3 separate regions of the Homo sapiens genome follow, and regions 1 and 2 are each linked to region 3. The links are chromatin loops, found by intact Hi-C in ENCODE. Cell type or tissue: MCF 10A. All regions are shown on one strand. Each heading gives the region's core, and the rest is flanking DNA. Links, peaks and the distances in the headings are about the cores only. Region 1 has its middle 28 kb from the start of PPP2R2B-IT1. Region 2 overlaps STK32A (serine/threonine kinase 32A). Region 3 has its middle 21 kb from the start of PPP2R2B-AS2.

Region 1 (6,216 bases), core at 667-5,666, 410 kb after region 3:
AAAAGGGCATCTAGATAATAGGGAAGAAGAAAACGAATGTCTGATCTGGTCTCTCAGAGGAGTCTAATAGTTTGTTTTCATTGAAAAGGTATGGCAAATTAGTGATTAGATCAGCTTCTGTTATTTAACCAAAGATGCCCTCTTGTAACTTACTGTGTTGACTCTTTGACAAATATGTTCTAACTTAAGATTTGCAAAACCCTCATTTACACAGATAGACAAACTGACTTCTAGTATACGTTAGCCATAGTTGGGGAATTATTTTTCAAATTAGGCCAACATACAGCACTTTAATGACCCATGTTAAATCTCTGTAACTCCTGATGAATACCTGCTTTGTACTTCCTACACACTATACTATCTAGTTAATTCAGGAAGAAAAATAGAAGACATTAGATGCAACTATTACCAAACAGGGTAGTGAGGACTTGGATATGTTCTTCAGGTTCCTTCCTCAAAATTTAAGTCCACTTTTCATCAATCACTGGGAGAGGCAATGTAGGAAAATTTATTTACAGAAATGAGGAAAGCAACCTAAAACTGGGTGGATAATTATTAACCAAATGGATTTTATTTTAAAACAAACATTTCTTTTCTGCCAAACAGATTTTTATCTTGGAAAGCAAATACTTTTCCAGAATTGGGCCAGAAATCATGGTCTGAATTGTAATAGTTGTTTGGGCACTGTCCAAGTCCGATATATTGACTACCTTGCTCCCCACTGCAACCCAGAGGCTTTTCGTAACAAGAAGCTAAAGTTGTGCTGCTATAGCAGCTGCTGATGATGTTTTTTAAGGGCTGTGTGCCCAGGGTGCACCCACTGGAGAGGCAATAGGAAATAAAAATAGCAATTTGTTTTCCTAAAGTTTAGAGGACAGTGGGGGAAAGCATTTTCAGCCTTGTCATCAGGGATAACATAGTTTTATATTGTGTGCACATAAGTCTAATTTTTGAAGACAGAAAATCATTGTGTAAGGCAATTCGATTTGAGAAAGAATGTTACTGATGGTATGCAAGAAGAACCATTGTTTCCAAGAATGAGCTGAGACACGTGTCAGATCTTTCTAATAGCCAGGTGTTACTATGGACCCCTGCCTAATGGTCAGTGTGTCGTCAGCTGCTGGCAACTCTTACCTTATAAAGACAAATATTGGGATTGTGCAGAGACTGAAGTGTGACCAGAGGCTGAGTGAGATTTGTTACATTTGGGCTATCGATTCTAATTCACAATTTAGTTTTTGAGCCAAGCCAGCCGTTAGTCATGTGGATTCTATAAAATGATTTATCTAAAATCTCTTTATCCCTGTGTTCCCTTTTAACGCTGTAGCCGCTTAAGCAACAGCTTTACACAAAAGGACATACAATTAGCTAGTAGCGAGTATAGCCCAACTACCCCTGTGCACACTTCAGCAATCAACTTGAAGCAGTACCAGATGAAGAGAGACAAGTCTTTTTTTCCCATCTTTCAAAGGTGGCTCTGATATCTGTCTTCCCCCTGTCCCCCCACCACTGCTTGGAGTATGATAGGACAACAGCAAGAGCTCACATGCCAAGTGATGCTTGAATTCATGGTAATTGCTCCTCCTTCCAAGTTCTGGGGTGTAAGTTAGAGTCTTTCATTGCAAGTTTCATTTTCAAAAGGCAGTGCAATCAATAGTGTTACTTTTCTGAGTCCCAAGTCTGTTGCTTAGTCTCAGCATCTCTGATGACTGTGGGTCTATTAGCATAAGCTAGAACTGTAAGTGGTGAATATTTTTATTATCTAAAATTACACTAGAACTGTTAGGCCGAAAGATTACAATTTGTCACTGAATGTGGATGTATGGAGAATTGTATGTAGAGTATATAAAATCTTTTCTATGTCTAATTTGCATTGCAAATTGAGAAGCTAACCAGAGGTCTTGAGGAAATAACATAAATAAAACATGGCTTCACTACTGTAAATGCTCAATTCATGCCAGAGGAGGCCGAAGCCATTACAGAAGGATTGTTTCCATCTAAACAATTCCCATCTCACACACTTCCCTTCTAAAGTGGCTGCCAATAGGACGGGAATTGGGTGGTTGGGGTAGGGGTGGGGGTATCCGTTTAGACAGCTTTAAAAAATACTCAGCAGAGAAAGCCTGAGAGGGTGTTTCTCAAGAAAGCCAAAGTCAAGGCTCAATCCTGCATCTTGTTTTATGTTGAACATCCTCACAACTGAAGGAAAGACAGCAACCTGCTCTTCAGTTTCAGCCCCAAGGAACCAGAGATCTACACAAGGTCAGTAATCAGACAAAGCTCATTACTAAACGTTTAGGGAAAAATTCCATAATATGAGGCAGATGCCTTGGTTAGTTTACAGACAACATTCAGGATCTCTCAAAATGTGAACTTCAACTTCAGTGGATATTTGTTATATTTCTGCACAGCATTTATGCTCTCTTCTTGTGACAACAGCACCCCAATTCTACTTTGGGGTCTATCTCTTCATTATTCTACCTGCATGTGCTTTGCGCCTACTTCATAATTTCCAAAGCCTGAATATGTGGTTTAGACATCTGTGCAGTCTGCCCTCTAGTGATTGGATCAGGATCAACAGGGACCAGCACGTGACTGAAATCTGGTCAATGAAATTCATTTCCTGTTTTTTCTGGAACTGTTGGAGAAGTGGACTGTCTCAGTCGCTGAGCTTGGTGCTTTGTGTAATGAGATGATTGAGGCTTGGAGCTGCAGCCAGAGAACAGAGCCAATGGGACAGAAGCCAAGTTGAGAGGCCAGAAGAAAGACACAAGGTGCCTAACTAAACATATGGTTTAAAGCCTTATATACCTGGGGCCAGCCCTATTTTGTGACTGCTTGATGAGGCAATACATTCTCTTGTTGCTCAAATCACTTAGACTTTCTGTGAGAGATCTAACGGCCATATGCACCTTTCTCACCACTGTCCTTTCACATCTCACCATCTACCACTTCCTTCTTTGGAGCCGCTGTAAGTGAACTTGGCTTAGCCATGCAACCCTGTGTTCTCATGAGTCCATGCTTTTGCTTATGCTACCACTTCATTAGGAATGCCCTTGCGTTCTCTTCTTTTCCTCAAGGCGAAATCCCACTAATCACCTTTCATGTTCAACCCAATCACCTTCTCTGTAAAGGGATTCCTAATGAAGTGGTAGCATAAGCAAAGGCATGCACTCATGAGACCACAGGGTTGTGTGGCTAAGCCAAGTTCTCTTCATTCATATTTTTCCCCTACTCCTCTCAAGGCAAAATTTAAAACTTGCCATGCTGTGTTCATATAATCGTTTCCCTTACCCTATAAACCCTTAACACTTTATGCAAATACTTTTTGAGACTGTCTGTCTCTCCCATGAGGCTTTAAGACTGGGGACTATGTTTATTCAACATTCAGAGGCAGGAAACATTGTTACGGGCATGAGCTGTCTTTGGATGCAGACTGCCTGGGTTTAAACACTGGCTCTGCTGCTTCCTAGGTGTTTGGCTTAAATATATTATCTACTCTGTCTGTGCCTTGGTTTCCTCATTTATACAACGAGGGATAATGTTAATACCTATTTGTCTTATAGGTTAGTTGGGAGGATGAAATGACTTAATGCATGTGAAGTCCTTGATACTGTTCCTGGAAGATGGTAAAATTTCAATAAATATTAGCTATTATTATTATATTTCTAGTTTCTAATAGTGCCTGATGTAGGTACACAAAAATATAAATGTAACAATGAAAAGAAGGCTTAAATTCTTTAAGTCTTATATATTAAGTAGAAAACAAAGGGAAAAAAAGAAATAACTTAATCTTTATAATTTTGTTTTCTTAAATTCATGTGTTCCTATGAGAAATCATGAATCATTAAAGGAAATTTGGCTGATTTGGGGAGATTTGTTCATATTCATTCATTTGGTGCAAAAACTTCTATTAAGAGGGCATTATGATTGGACTTGAGAGTTAAAATTAAGATAATATCCTTACTTTCAAGAGGCTCATGGTTTAGTAGATACATTTGACAGGTAAATAAGTAACTATAATTGAGTGAATGTGCAACAACAGAAGTATGCACACATACCATGAGGGCATAGAGTAATGTTTCCTGAAACTGCTGTACATAAGACTCATCTAAGGACTTTGCTAAAAATCACAGAATCTCAGAAAGGGCACCCATGGAGCTTCTGAAACACTGGGTTTGGGGTCATGTATCTGTACTTGTAACAGAACTTCATGGGTAATTCCTGGCATAAAAGACAGGATAATAACTTTTTGCCTGAATAGGTCAAGGAATGCTGCATGGTGAAGGTGATACATGTGCTAGGTACTTACAGATGATTAGGAGTTTGCTAACATTTGACATGAGTGGTACTATTAAGCTTCAAGAATAGTTTTTTTTTACAATCAACAAAGTGAAGAGACAACCAACATAATGGGAGAAAATATTTGCAAACTATCTATCCAACATGAGATTAATAACCAGAACATATAAGGAGCTCAAACAACTCAATGGGAAAAAAATCTAATAATTTGATTTTAAAAATTGACAAGAGTTCTGAATAGACATTTCTCCAAAGAAGACATACAAATGACAAATAGGCATATATAAAAGTGCTCAATGTCATTGATCATCTGAGAAATGCAAATCCAAACTACAATGAGATATCATCTCACCCCAGTTAAAATAAAAACCAGTTATAATGGTTTTTATCCAGACAGGCAATAACAAATGCCACTGAGGAAGTAGAGAAAAGGCAAGCCTCTTATGCTGTTGGTGGGGATGTAAATTAGTACAACCACTAGGTAGAACAGTATGTAGATTCCTCAAAAAACTAAAAATAGAGCTACTATATAATCCAGCTCTACCTAGCAGGTATATCCCCAAAGAAAGGAAATCAGTACATCAAAGAGCTATCTGGACTCCCATGTTTATTTCAGCACTATTAACAGTATCAAAGATTTGGAAGCAGCCTAAGTGTCCATCAACAGATGAATAAAGAAAACATGGTACCTATACACAATAAAATACTATTCAGCCATAAAAAAGAATGAAATTCTGTCATTTGCAACAACATGGATGGAACTAGAGTACATTATGTTAAGTAAAATAAGCCAGGCACAGAAAGACAAACAATTGAACTCATGGAGACAGAGAGTAGAATGATGGTTACCAGAGGCTGGGAAGGGTAGTGGGGATAGGAGTGGGGATTAATGGGTACAAAAATATAATTAGAAAAAATAAGTAAGAGCCAGTATTTGATAGCACAACAGAATGATTACTGTCAACAATAATTTATTGTACTTTAAAAAATAGCTAAAAGGATATAATTGGAAGGTTTGTAACGCAAAGAAATGATGAATGCTTGAGGAGATGGGCACCCCATTTATCCCGATGTGATTATTATGCATTGTATGCCTGTATTAAAATATCTCATGTACCTCATAAATATATATACCTACATTTTACCTGTAAAAATTAAAAATAAGGCAATCAGGGAACTTTGAACATGATAGATAATTTATGTTAAAGAAGTACTGTTAGCTTTTTAAAGCACCATTAAAAAAATGAATAGCTTTGCTGATATCACTGCCAAAGACAGAGCACAGAGCCTGACAGTTGTTCTACTTATCCAAAATTATGTCACATTTTTTAAAAAAAATTTAAGTTTCAAGTTGGCAGCACAGTGAATCACCTGGAAAGACCTTGAAATATGGTGACATTTGGGGCCCATCCCCTGAAGTTCAGGTTCAACTGCTCTGAGACAAGGCCAAACATCAGTACTTTTCCAAGTACTGACAGCTCTTTTTAATGCTTTTAAAAGGTAGTGAAAATAAATATACAGCCAAAGAGTCACTGTTTAGGCTGTACATAGTATCCCTAGAAAGACTCTAAGTGCTGGACCTAACATCACAGGTTGTATGCTCCCAGATGCCAAGACAGACCAAGTCTCTTGCTTGAATAAATGTCAAAAGAGGGTGACTAAAGTCATGGTATAATTTCCAAGGTTTACATGAACAAATTAATGCTGTTAGCACAAAATAGGATACAAACAACATAGGTATGCCATTTACCAGGTAATTAACAGATATATAAGAAATATTTAATTCTTAGTGCCAAAAATTTTCGGCAATATGGATAAAACACTAAAGGGTGTAAATACAGTCATCTTTAAATCCTGGTATACTATGATGGTATACAACCTCAGGTAGAGATAAGGTCAAGCATCTAAATTTGA
Region 2 (6,216 bases), core at 645-5,644, 830 kb after region 3:
CAACCACCCCCTCCTCTGTCCAATCAACCCTCCCGCCTGAGCCTCCCAAGTAGCTGGGACTACAGGCATATGCCACCATGCCTGGAAATTTTTTGTATTTTTTGTAGAGTTGGGGTCTTACCATGTTGCCCAGGCTAGTCTTGAACTCCTGGGCTCAAGCAATCCACCTGCCTTGGCCCTGCAAAGTGGTGGGATTACAGGTGTGAGCCGCCGCACCTGGTCACAATATTTAACTTTAAATAGGTATATAATACATGGTTATTTTCACTCACATCCATGTGAAGAGACCACCAAACAGGCTTTGTGTGAGCAACAAGGCTATTTCACCTGGGTTTCAGGTGGGCTGAGTCCGAAAAGAGAATCAGCGAAGGGAGATAGGAGTGGGGCCGTTTTATAAGATTTGGGTAGGTAAAGGAAAAAGGGGGGTTGTTCTCTGGTGGGCAGGGGTGAGGATCACAAGGTGCTCAGCGGGGGACGTTTTGAGCCAGGATGAGCCAGGAGAAGGAATTTCACAAGGTAGTGTCATCAGTTAAGGCAGGAACCGGCCATTTTCACTTCTTTTGTGGTGGAATATCATCAGTTAAGGCAGGAACCAGCCATCTGGATGTGTATGTGCAGGTCACAGGGGATATGATGGCTTAGCTTGGGCTCAGAGGCCTGACAGTTATTGAATGAATGGAGAAACAAATCACTTAGACACCTTCTAGGAAAAAATGACCAACTATGCTACCTGCAATTACGTTTCAAAATGTAGCTTATCTGAAGAAAAGGAAGTAACATTTAATTACAAGCATCAATACAACTCAAGCACAGAGGAAGTGTGCTAAACAATTTCCTCCATACGTACAAATTTTTATTTACAGAAAAGTATATGTCTTAATGAGAAAATGTGCTCGAAAACATTCTCATCATTTCTGAGTTTGGTTTCAGTCTTAATGAATGTGTCCCTTAACTATTAATCTGCTTTGTCATCTCTCTAACTCCCTACTATCTCATTGCCATTGCAAAGGCAAAGGTCCACATCTTTTATAGTTTCATATTATCCAAAAGTGTTAACTTAGGATAGATGTGTACATAGTTTTGTACTCATTGTACATGCTTAGCTGCAATTCTTTTGCCTTTGCACTTCTGAAATACAACCATATTCACAACACATCATTTGTTCCCTTATAACATTTCACCTTTTCCACTTTGTTTATTCTCTATATGCTCACTGTTAGTTTAGATGCTGCCTTAGGCTTTTATGATATATACTGTGACTGCATACTGTAATTTTTCTCTATAGCATGTATCCCATTTATTTAAGTGTGTGTGTGTGTGTGTATACAGTCTATATAATAAATTTACATGCTTCCTTAAGTAGACTGTAGGCCCCACCAACATAGAAACCATATGTGTCTTGTTCTTCATTGTACCCTCAATGCCTAAGAAAGGTGCTGGAACATGGTAGGCATTCAATAAATAATTGGTAAATAAATAAATATACAATTCTGGTAGTTGATTAATTCAAATTAATTTTAAAATTTAGAACTGTAAAAGTAAATTAAAAAATAAGATAAAGACAATGTGATTATTTTTTAATAAACCAACAGGTCATGGAGATTTTAAAAATTAAATTCAGTCATATGGCCTTGTAAAGTAACTAGAGAAAAATGTACACACTTAAACCAGCTGCTTGTGGCATTCATCAGTTAATTCATTTGTTTATAAAATCATTTTATTTTCTAGGTGGCCCAGAAACAGTAGGTTGAGAAGCAGCAATGAATTAAAATCAAGAAGAAACACAGAAAAAAGTAAAAACACATGTGCATACACATATAAGCCTAGAAGCTTGAGTATACTAAGCCTAATCTGATTCTTAATGATAAACATGGTCTGAATCATATGGAGTAACCTAACCCTTTGGCTACTAAATTACCAATAAACATTGATAATGGTGATAAAGCATCTAGCACTCCTTTACTGATATTGAGTTAATGAGTTATTTCTACTATATAATTACCAAGACATATGATATAGCTATGGTCCTTTATTTAGTGTTGAGGGGGTAAATATGGCAGTTGTTTTTAGATCTTACTTAAAAAGCAAAAATGTTTGAATTAATCTCCCTTTCAAGGGCCACCTCCTGGCACTTCATGGTTCCATGAATAGCTGACATTGACTTGCCATGTGTAAAATTAAGCTTTTCTTCCCATCACTTTTCTTGAGGACTCATTTTGCTGTTCACTATTCATTCACATTTACATATGCCCATTTTTACCTTTGTGTCAATAATGATAAAAATCTCTCTCTTATATTGTGTCTAATACTATTAGCCACTCACTCTGTTGAGAAATTTACACATATTATCTCCTTTAATTTTTCCAGCAATCTCATGAGGTAGCTCATTTTACAGATGAAGTAACAAGCTCAGAAATTGAGTGGAGAAGTTTAGCACCAAATCCTTTTAACCTCAAACACATGATTATTTTATATTACCTCTTAACACTGATTTACTACAGGGAAAAACTTAAACCCTTTCATTTCCCCCAATTTAGGTCATCCATCAACAGTCATTTATTAAATATCTTAAAAGGGCCAGGCATGTGATCAATGTGTATATCCATATTAACTGTGCTGTGGCTAGTTAATCGAATATGGAAATTTTGTTCATTAAATAAACATGTATTGTGCACCTACTGAATGCTTGGTCTCATGAACAAGAATGATATAATCTCTGGCTGTGAGTATCTTACAGTTCACATAAGAGACATGAAATTTCAGTGTTGGTGAGTCCCCTACAAAATAATATAGATAAAGGCTGTCCTCTAGTGTAAAGCTGTGAAAACTACAGCTAATCCACAGTTTTCTTTTGTTTAATTTCTTTTCTTTTTAAATTACTTTTCTTCAAAATTAAAACTGTAGAAGAACCTGGTTCTTCCCCCAAAATTTTTTTTAAAAGCTTCTGCCTCATCACAAAATTCTCCACCCTGCCATACTCTGTGGAACCAGGGACTCATAGCATTTGTGGGACTGGAGTTGATGTTTTCTGAGCAGTTTTCTGTCCTGAGCTTCCTCATTATGTTGCAGTGAAAGGGATGGTATGGTAAAATTCTGGATTTACTTGCAATCAACCCTTACATAATAATTTTTTAGACTTCCATTTATTGAGGACTTGTCCAGTATTTCGTGTTAATACTTATATAATACCTTATAAAACAATTTCAAATCAGCATCTCAGAGGCTGATTCAGTCCACTTGAATGTTTTGTTTGGCTCAGTGGAGTGTTCAACTTTAAAATTTATGGTATTTTAGAAGCGACCATAAATTCCTAGTGTCTCTTTAAGAAAAAGTAGGGGGTCTGGCAACACAGGACCACCTACACATATGGCAACGCAAGAGTCAGCTGGACAGGGTTAGAAATTGATATAGATATTTTATCGGTTGAAAGTTTAGCTTGGAAACATTTGGAAATTTTTTTTTTCTTTTGTCCTATACAAATGAAGACTTTTACTTCTTTTCTCCCTTAAGAGACCGTATCATATTCGCTCCAGTACTTCCAGCAAGGAAATTGTACACACGTTTGAGACGACTGTTGTAACTTACCCTTCTGCCTGGTCACAGGAAATGGTGTCACTTCTTAAAAAGGTAAGAAGGAAGACTGCATGTCCAAACGAAGTAACAAAAGGAAGCAGGCTCTCTGGCTTAAGTTTAGAAGTTAGTATACAATATTGGGGACAGTCATGATAGTATACATTTGTAGAGTGTATTTTCTAGCTGTTAGCTTTCAAATACATGGCTTCATTAACTCAACTCAGATTCCCCTTGGATGTCCCAAAGCCATCTTAAACTCAAAGGACTTCTTTATCTTTGTCTTTCCTGAATATCTTCTCAGGAAATTCTCTCAGTGACTGGCTTCTCTATCCAAATCCACTTACGCCAGCCAGCAACCAGGACTCATTTGTCATCTGCGTATTCAATTCATCACCAGGTTCTGAAATTTTATATTTTAAGTATTAAAATATTTCACTTCTCTCTGTCCTCACTACTATTTCCCTGATCCAACTGCCATCAGTCTAGCCTTATAACGGGTTTGTCCACATACACTTTTACCACTCCATTCTATTCCCCATGCAGCCCCACAGTGGTCTGTTAAAGGACAGTCCAGGATATTTTCCTTATTCTTAGAATAAAGATTAAAATAATTTTGTGGTACAAAAGTTCAAAATACCTCTCAAGCCTTGTTTTGGACTTTTGGACTTTTGTCCCCCCTTTGACTACACATAAACTGCTTTGGCCTTTTTCTTCTTCTTTTCTTTCTTTTCTCCTTCTTCACTTTTACATACCAGTCTTCCTCTCACCACAGGACCTTTGCACATGCCAGTACCTATTCCTGGAACAGTGCCTCCAATCCTAGTTCCTCCAGTTCCTCCTTGAGAGCAGTACTACTCAATGTGGTTCACTGGTTCTAGTCCATGAATTTTTTCTGCAGGTCTATTGTAAGTAAAGAACTTGAGAGAAGCATTTAGAAACTTTTATAGCAATTGGACACTGCTGTAGCATCTAAACACATGATCAATGGACTTATCTTATTGAAGAGGGTCCAAGCTTGTTTGACGGTTGTTGAACTCAAGTCACAAGGTGTCTATGTGGGGTGCTGCATACTGGCAATGCATAATAAGACCACATACTGATTTCAGTGGATTGGAAATTGAAACAGACAAAAACAAACAAAAATAACTGACCCTTCTACATAGTTTGGGAAGCACAACTTTAGCTCTTAGCTCAAATATCACCTTCTTGGTGTAAGTTCACATAACACTATCTTTCCTTCATAGCATTTTTCAGTTTAAAATTATACCCAGCATTTGTGTGATCCTTGGTTACGTACCATTTTCTTCTTAGCTTCATGAGGGTAGGGACCATGTCTGACATGTGTTACCATTGTATTCTCAGCATCTAACACAAAGCCTGAGAAGTGAAATTTGACAAGTATTCAAATAAATGAGGTCCACAGCTTTCATCAGATTTTCAAGGTACCCATCTTCATCAAACAGATGAAGAACAGTTATAGCGGGAGGTCAAAAGTGTATATTGAGTGATGATACAAAACAAGAATGAGGGGCCCAAGAGGAATGGGCTTGGCCTTTTTTTTTTTTTTTTTTTTTTTTTTTTTTGAGGAGAAAATTGCACCAGTTGTGGCTGGTAATGGAAAATAGCTTTAGTGGCTAAGGAGTCATCATTTGTGTCTCTTGTTTTTGGAGTCAAGTTCCTTATTTTGGAATAGGGACATTGCATCAGTAATGTCAAAGACATAGAATGGGGGATCATTTTTCATAAGCAAATTCTGCTTAGTTCCAAGACAGCCCTGCTTCACTCCACAAATTACACCCTGAGGTTGCATGGTTGTCATCTTCAGAAGCATTCTCAAGTGGGACTGACAATGCCTATTTGAGCCACACAATTGCTGTGATGTTGGCTCAGGAATGGTTAAGGGGGCAAAAATCTTTTATCTCAATTAGTAAAATCTAGAACTATAACAGTTACTTTAGTTACACCTTATCTATGCCGCCCCCAATGTATTTTAATTAGTTGTAAAAACAGCTACAATTCTTAGTAGGAAATGAGTTCTACTTGTGAAATGTATCAACATTTGTCACCATAGGTTTTCTACTAGGTACTTTGTATAAATAGCCTCCCACTAATCCTGATTACAATCGTATGAAATACATTATTACCACTTTTTTTAAACACATGGGTAAACTAAGATTTAGAGAACAAATTTGCCCTTAGTAAGTAGAGGAGTCAAGAATCAAAGATATATTTGACTTAGTAGGACAAGCCATTTTTACTCATCACATTGCAGAATCCTACATACTGTTCATTCTAATAATGTATGATCTACATTGTTTATGGGATTAGGGATAGGGGACACTGTCTATTTTCCTTCAGTCCTACAGTTGAAAGCATTTAGAGGGAATTTGTATGATTTTTTTTTGTCCTTCTATCCTTTCTTATGGCCTTGATGTTTGCATTTTATTGGCAGCTACTCGAACCTAATCCAGACCAACGATTTTCTCAGTTATCTGATGTCCAGAACTTCCCGTATATGAATGATATAAACTGGGATGCAGTTTTTCAGAAGAGGCTCATTCCAGGTTTCATTCCTAATGTGAGTCAATCCTAACAAAGCCAAATAACTCCCATTCAGTGCGCATTACCCGGTGTGCCAGATTC
Region 3 (6,216 bases), core at 366-5,365:
AAATATTATTTCTTGTGTACACATGGGTGTCATATTCCAGAACAGATATTAAGTGAAATTGGGCCAGGCACGGTGGCTCATGCCTGTAATCCCAGCACGTTGGGAGGCCAAGGCAGGCGGATCACGAGGTCAGGAGATTGAGACCATCCTGGCCAACATGGTGAAACTCCGTCTCTACTAAAAATACAAAAAATTAGCTGGGCATAGTGGCACATGCCTGTAGTCCCAGCTACTCAGGAGGCTGAGGCAGGAGAATCGTTTGAACCTGGAGGTGGAGGTCGCAGTGAGCTGAGATCATGCCACTGCACTCCAGCCTGGGTGACAGAGAGAGGCTCTGTGTCAGAAAAAAAAAAAAAAAAAAAAAGAAGTGAAATTGGTGGATTGAAGTTGATGCACGTTTAAAAGATGTATTAAAAATGCCTCTTGGCTGGGTGAGGTGGCTCACGCCTGTAATCCCAGCACTTTCGGAGGCTGAGGCGGGTAGATCACCTGAGGTCAGGAGTTCGAGACCAGCCTGACCAATATGGTGAAATCCCATCTCTACTAAAAATACAAAAATTAGTCGGGCATAGTGGCGTGCACCTGTAGTCCCAGCTACTTGGGAGGCTGAGACAGGAGAGTTGCTTGAACCCAGGTGGCGGAGGTTGCAGTGAGCCAAGATTGCACCACTGCACTCCAGCCTGGGTGACAGAGACTCCTTAAAAGAAAAAAAAAAAAAAGCCTCTCAACTGGCTATAGCGTTTTACACCCGCTCTCTCCCCATCAGTGTATGACAGGTCTGTCTTACTAACTTTGCCTGTACTTAATATTACATTACTATGAAGTTTTAAACACTTTATACTGGCTCCAAAGAAACGCCTGCTGAGACATAAGAGTTTGCCACCGGACCCATAAGTTCATTTTTAACGTAAAACTTCAAACATCCTGTCTATGAATTAACTTTATCATTAACTTTGCTTCTAATTTAAATGTAACAGTCTATTTTACAGTCACAGCTTGATTATCACTGGAACAGGATTTGTGTCCATCAGAGAGAACTGTGTGCTGCGGGCCTATGACTAAGCACTGATATTTACTGAGGGCTTACTGTAGGCCAACACCCTTACATGCTATGCTCTTTCCATTGTTATTATTGATCTCCTTAATAACTATGTGCTATTTTCCCCATTCCCAGAGACAGAAACTGACACATGAGAGAGGTTAAGTAAATTGTCCAGGTTGCACAGGCAGAAAATGGTAGAGCTGGGATTCAGACGCAGCTAACCAAGGTCTCTTTACCACTCTGAAATACTGTATCTGCCTATAGTATTTCAATGTGAGACACACAAACCATTACTGAGTCTCTCCACATGCAAAGAATGCTAATGACTAGCTGTGTGTATGCTGAGAATAGGGAGGGGGACAAAGGGACAAACAAAGGAGGTGAAGATCTTAGCGTGGCCCAGTGATTGCCTTCCAGGTCTAACTCCTCTCTGGTGAGAGAGTGTGCATGACTCGCTCTGTACTGGCTGTAACATCTTCTACCAATAATGACCTTCCATGTTGTAATGAAAACTATGTGTAATGGGAATTCCTGGGGTGAAAGGATCCTCTTGCATGGAATGAAGTAGGTTGGGTCAATTTATGGGGAAGCCACCATCTGCAAAAGCCTTCTAACTCAGCTCCCTCCTTTCACTTTTGTTCTACTTGACAGCCAGAGTGATCTTCAGAAACTAATGTCCCTAAGTTCTTATTTTTTTTTTTTTTTTAGATGGCCTCTCACTCTTGTTGCCCAGGCTGGAGTGCAATGATGCAATCTCAGCTCACTGCAACCTCCATCTCTTTGGGTTCAAGTGATTGTCCTGACTCAGCCTCTGAGTAGCTGGGATTACAGGCACCTGCCACCATGCCTGGCTAATTTTTGTATTTTTAGTAGAGACGGGGTTTTACCATGTTGACCAGGCTGGTCTCGAACTCCTGACCTCAGGTGATCCATTTGCCTTGGCCTCCCAAAGTGCTGGGATTACAGGCATGAGCCACTGAGCCTGGCTATGTCCCTAAGTTCTAATGACGCTCACCCTCTCGCTGGAATATGCTGGTACTTTTTCCCACTTTAGAGTCTTTGCATTTGCTCTTTCTCCAGAATGTTCTTCCTGGAGACTTCATGGCAGCCTTCCAGTCACATGCAGGTGCTGGCTTAACTTTTCCCTCAGAGTGGTGGTCCCTCAAATGTTCCTGTTATTGCAGCTAAAGTCACCCAGCCACTCTTCTGTTGTCCCCTTTTAGTCTCTTCACAGCACGCGCCTAAACGTTCTTGCTTGTTATGTCCATGTTTCACATGCCTGCTACACCAGGACACGAGCACATGGGCTCCTCTAGGCAGAGCCCTTGTCTTGTTCACGTTGGTGTTCCTGCCCAGGACAGAGCCTGGCATCAATGCGTGGGGCTCCGGCAGATAAAGGCTTAGTTTACTTGTAAGTTTGTTCCTTAAACTCTGATTGTCATTTACACTGTAAAGGAAAAGTAATAATATGTATTATAATAAAGAACTATTAAATGCTAAACATTGTGCTAGCTACTTGACCTATATGATCTTACACAAAGCTCACAATTCCCATTGTGCAGATGAAGAAACTGAGGTAATTAGTGTAGTCAGAACTTGAGCCTAGATTGTCCCTCTAAAGCTCTTGTCCTTCTCACTGCCCTAGAATTCAGTGTTGCTAGCAATTTTCTACTCCTGGGATGCGATAGAGTCGGGTTCTTTAAAGATCCACGGGCAAATAGTTCCCTACATAAAAAATATAGGGGTGGAGTGAGGTAGGGGGTGGTGTTATCAAGCCAAATGCCTTCAAGAAACCCTGGATGCAGTCTTACCCCACCATTGGTAAAATGAAATGACTCCCTTCTTCTTGGTGTTTGGGTTGTAGTTAATCTGATATTTATTTCAACCTTTTACAGGAATAAAAATAAGAAAGCAGTCACACATTTTGTTGGTATCTTTAGAGTGGGCGGCATGGCATCTGCCCTGCTTGGCTCCTGGCTTACCCTGTTTTGCCACTAAGTACATTTTCCTAGGCCGGCCCCTCTTGGCAGGAGATCACACATGTGTTATGTTGGTGTATTTAAAAAGTGGGTAATTCATTTGTTAAATGAATACGGCAATTATTAATTTCAATTTATCCTGTTTATTGGGAACAGCTGTTCATTAACATTTATTTAACTGCTAATTTTAGAGCCAAACTAATTACCTCAAATACACAGCGCAGTGGTGTCCTGTATAGAGGAGCGCTCGCTCTAACTGCCCTGTGTGCCAGAATAACTAGCTGGCCCTCGTGGGTGCCGTTCTGCAGGTGACCAGGTGGGGGCTCACCTCAACCGGAGATCGGACTGCAGGCTGCAAACAGGTCCGTGGGGCACAAATCTATCTACAAAGTATCTTAAGGCCAGAGTGGCAAATTGTCCCCAGGGGCCAGGAAAGTCGTAAAAATGAATGAAATGGGAAGGTGAAAGAACTTGCACCGCCTCACAGGTCTATCTTTGTTCTATTACTTTTGATCAGCATAAAGTTATAAGAATCTTTCTTTACAGCAAGAAAGACGATTTCAAGCATGATGATAAATATCATTGTCCCTAACCCTGAGTTTCCAGAAGACACTGTTGGATTCTTTAAAGATCCATGAGCAAATAGTTCTCTAAATAAAAAATATAGGCGTGGAGTAGGGTGGGGGGTGGTGTCATCAAGCCAAATGCTTCCAATAAACGCTTGGTACAACCTTATGGCACCCTTGGTAAAATGAAATGACTCCCTTCTTCTTGGTGTTTGGGTTGTAGTCAGTTAGCTGTTTATTTTTTACAGGAGTAGAAATCTACCTTTTACAGGAAAATAGGTGGGCACAGTAGCAAACTGGAGAGCACACAGTTGGAAGGGGGTCTGGGGGGTCAGTTGGGGTCAGGATGGGGGGTAAGGACATGAGGATTGGGAGCTGCCTCTTAGAGGAGTCAGTTGTTGTCAGCTGGGAAGCTGGGGCCCTTTAATTTTTCAAGGGAAACCAAATACATGGATTTTTATGTGGAATTTCCTAAATTTTAGATATTAGCTCAAATTTTATTTATTTATTTTTTTACATAGGGACTTGCTCTGTCACCCAGGTTGGAGTGTAGTGGCATGATCATGGCTTACCTTGACCTTCTGGGCTCATGGGATCCTCCTGCCTCAGCCTCCTGAGTAGCTGGGATTACAGTTGTGGACCACGACGCCTAATTTATTTATTTATTTATTTATTTTTTGTAAATACAGGATCTTGTTTTGTTGCCCAGGCTGGTCTCTAACTCCTGGGCTCAAGCAATCCTCTTGCCTCAGTCTCCCAAAGTGCCTGATAATGGGTATGAGCCACCACGCCTGGCTTAGCTCAAATTGTAAAAGTATACTGTGTAGAATAGCAAAATACACCTGTGGCTTGAGGCCTGCCCATTTGCAGCTGCTAAATTAAAAGTTTTCTCTGTGGGTAATACTCAGGTGGCTGGTGAATAGACATGTCTTCTGAGGCCAAATCTAATTTATTTGGCTTTCAATCATTGTTTTTTTTTTTTTTTTTTGGTCTAGACAACTGTCTCTCTTACTAAAAAAATTAATGTTAAGCAAAATTCTTAACATTTCCGTGCTTCATTTTCCTTATTTTTAAAATGAAAGAGTTGGATTTTGTTTGCTTACTATTAATCTACAACTTTAATAGGACTTAAAACTATACAAGAAACACAAAACTTACAGGGGACATTAAAGTGGTAAAGCAATTTTTATGTAGGAGCCGTTTTATTAAATACTTTGGATCTTTTATTTTTTTTCCTCTCTTAAGGGCAAATCCCTTCTTCTATAGACAAGACCATTGTCAAAATGCAGATCCCAGGTCCCCACAAGTCTGAGCCTGTATGGTTGGCATCTGGTGGTAGGCACCCCAGTGACCCTGATGCAGAGGGGCCTGGAGCACACTTTGAGGATTTGTGCTAGATTTTGCTTGTTGGCACTCAACATCTGTTTCCATCGCTCTCTGTGTCCCCAGACTCCTCCATCACAGGGACCAGAAGTCTGAAAACCTACACTCCCCTGACCCTTTGGCCACTAGGATTCTAGATGCAACTTAGATTCTGGCAAGTAGGAGCCCTTGAGATTTTGAAGGTAGAAGGAAGACAAAGGCCTTTTTTTTTTTTTTTTTTCCTGAGATTTTGTGCTGCTGATATGTGTGAGTGCTGGCAGCAGCTGGGCTCCAGGTTCATTCTGTGTTATTTAGCTTCATGGTGTGGGGAAGCTGTGGCTTCAGCAGTGGCAATAGCCACACAAGCCACAATGGCCTGGCCTCCTAGTGACAGTCACTGCTCCTGTCCTCTGGTTGGTGGCTGTGGTAGTTTATAATCTGGAGGTCAGACCCTGTTTCAGTCACCATAGGCAAAGTTCTGCTGTGGTAATAAATAACCTCCTAATTTTAGGTGGCTTATTTCTCATTTGTGCTGTGTGCCTACTGTGGATTGCCTTGGGGCTGTGATTTGTGTCTCCTCACTGTAGGATCTGGACTCATGGAGCAGCCATCAACTTGGTCTATCATGCTAGAGGGGTGCAGAGGCCTACAAAGACTGTGCTGACAACTAAATGGTGTGACCTAAAAGCAAAACATGTCATCTACTCTCAAAAATCAATGTTCCTGGCTGGGTGCGGTGGCTCACACTTGTAATCCCAGCACTGTGGGAGGCCGAGGTGGGTGGATGACTTGAGGTCAGGAATTTGAGACCAGCCTGGCCAACATGGCGAAACCCCATCTCTGCCAAAAAATACAAAAATTAGCCAGGTGTGGTGGTGCGCACCTGTAGTCTCAGCCACTCTGGAGGCTGAGGTGGGAGAGTCACTTGAACCCAGGAGGTGGAGGTTGCAGTGAGCTGAGATAGCGTCACTGCACTCCAGCCTGGATGATGGAGTGAGACCCTGTCTCCAAGATCAATGCTCCCAGCAGCACCCAGCACCCAGTACCACCCAGCACCCAGCACCCAGCACCATAGCATGAACTCAGGAGGGTACTATAAATGCCCATGAATTAGGACGATGGTTTGGAGATCTTATTGCTAGGAAAAGGAAGCCCTTGCAGTATTTTATGCATACAGAGGGAAATAAACATAAGAAATGTATAACCCTAAAAGGCAAGAAAAGTCACTTGTCCCATCCAACCACAAAGGGACTAGGAAGTGTTCTCA

What was found. Peaks named below come from ENCODE experiments on the same cell type or tissue, not always from the same donor. Only the 100,000 strongest peaks of a DNase experiment are listed, where the experiment ranks them.
Region 1: a loop joins it to region 3, with 4 times the contacts of the local background. A loop is called at or near these places in 7 of 110 quality-filtered maps.
Region 2: a loop joins it to region 3, with 4 times the contacts of the local background. A loop is called at or near these places in 14 of 110 quality-filtered maps.

Annotation. Positions count from the first base shown.
Region 1 is chr5:146,944,810-146,951,025 of GRCh38, forward strand. It overlaps a transcript of PPP2R2B not described here. Among named protein-coding and RNA genes, the nearest start is that of PPP2R2B-IT1, 28 kb to the left of the region's middle. In MCF 10A, for the core only: a CTCF peak has its summit at 2,544 (motif pointing left); no DNase peak of the experiment used is centred there.
Region 2 is chr5:147,367,144-147,373,359 of GRCh38, forward strand. STK32A (serine/threonine kinase 32A) reads left to right here. Exons shown (of 13, transcript NM_001112724.2): 9 at 3,511-3,627; 10 at 6,026-6,151. Among named protein-coding and RNA genes, the nearest start is that of STK32A, 140 kb to the left of the region's middle. In MCF 10A, for the core only: a CTCF peak has its summit at 2,814; no DNase peak of the experiment used is centred there.
Region 3 is chr5:146,539,101-146,545,316 of GRCh38, forward strand. No RefSeq gene overlaps it. Among named protein-coding and RNA genes, the nearest start is that of PPP2R2B-AS2, 21 kb to the right of the region's middle. RefSeq lists an enhancer at 1,531-2,031. In MCF 10A, for the core only: a CTCF peak has its summit at 3,328; a DNase peak (open chromatin) is centred at 3,331.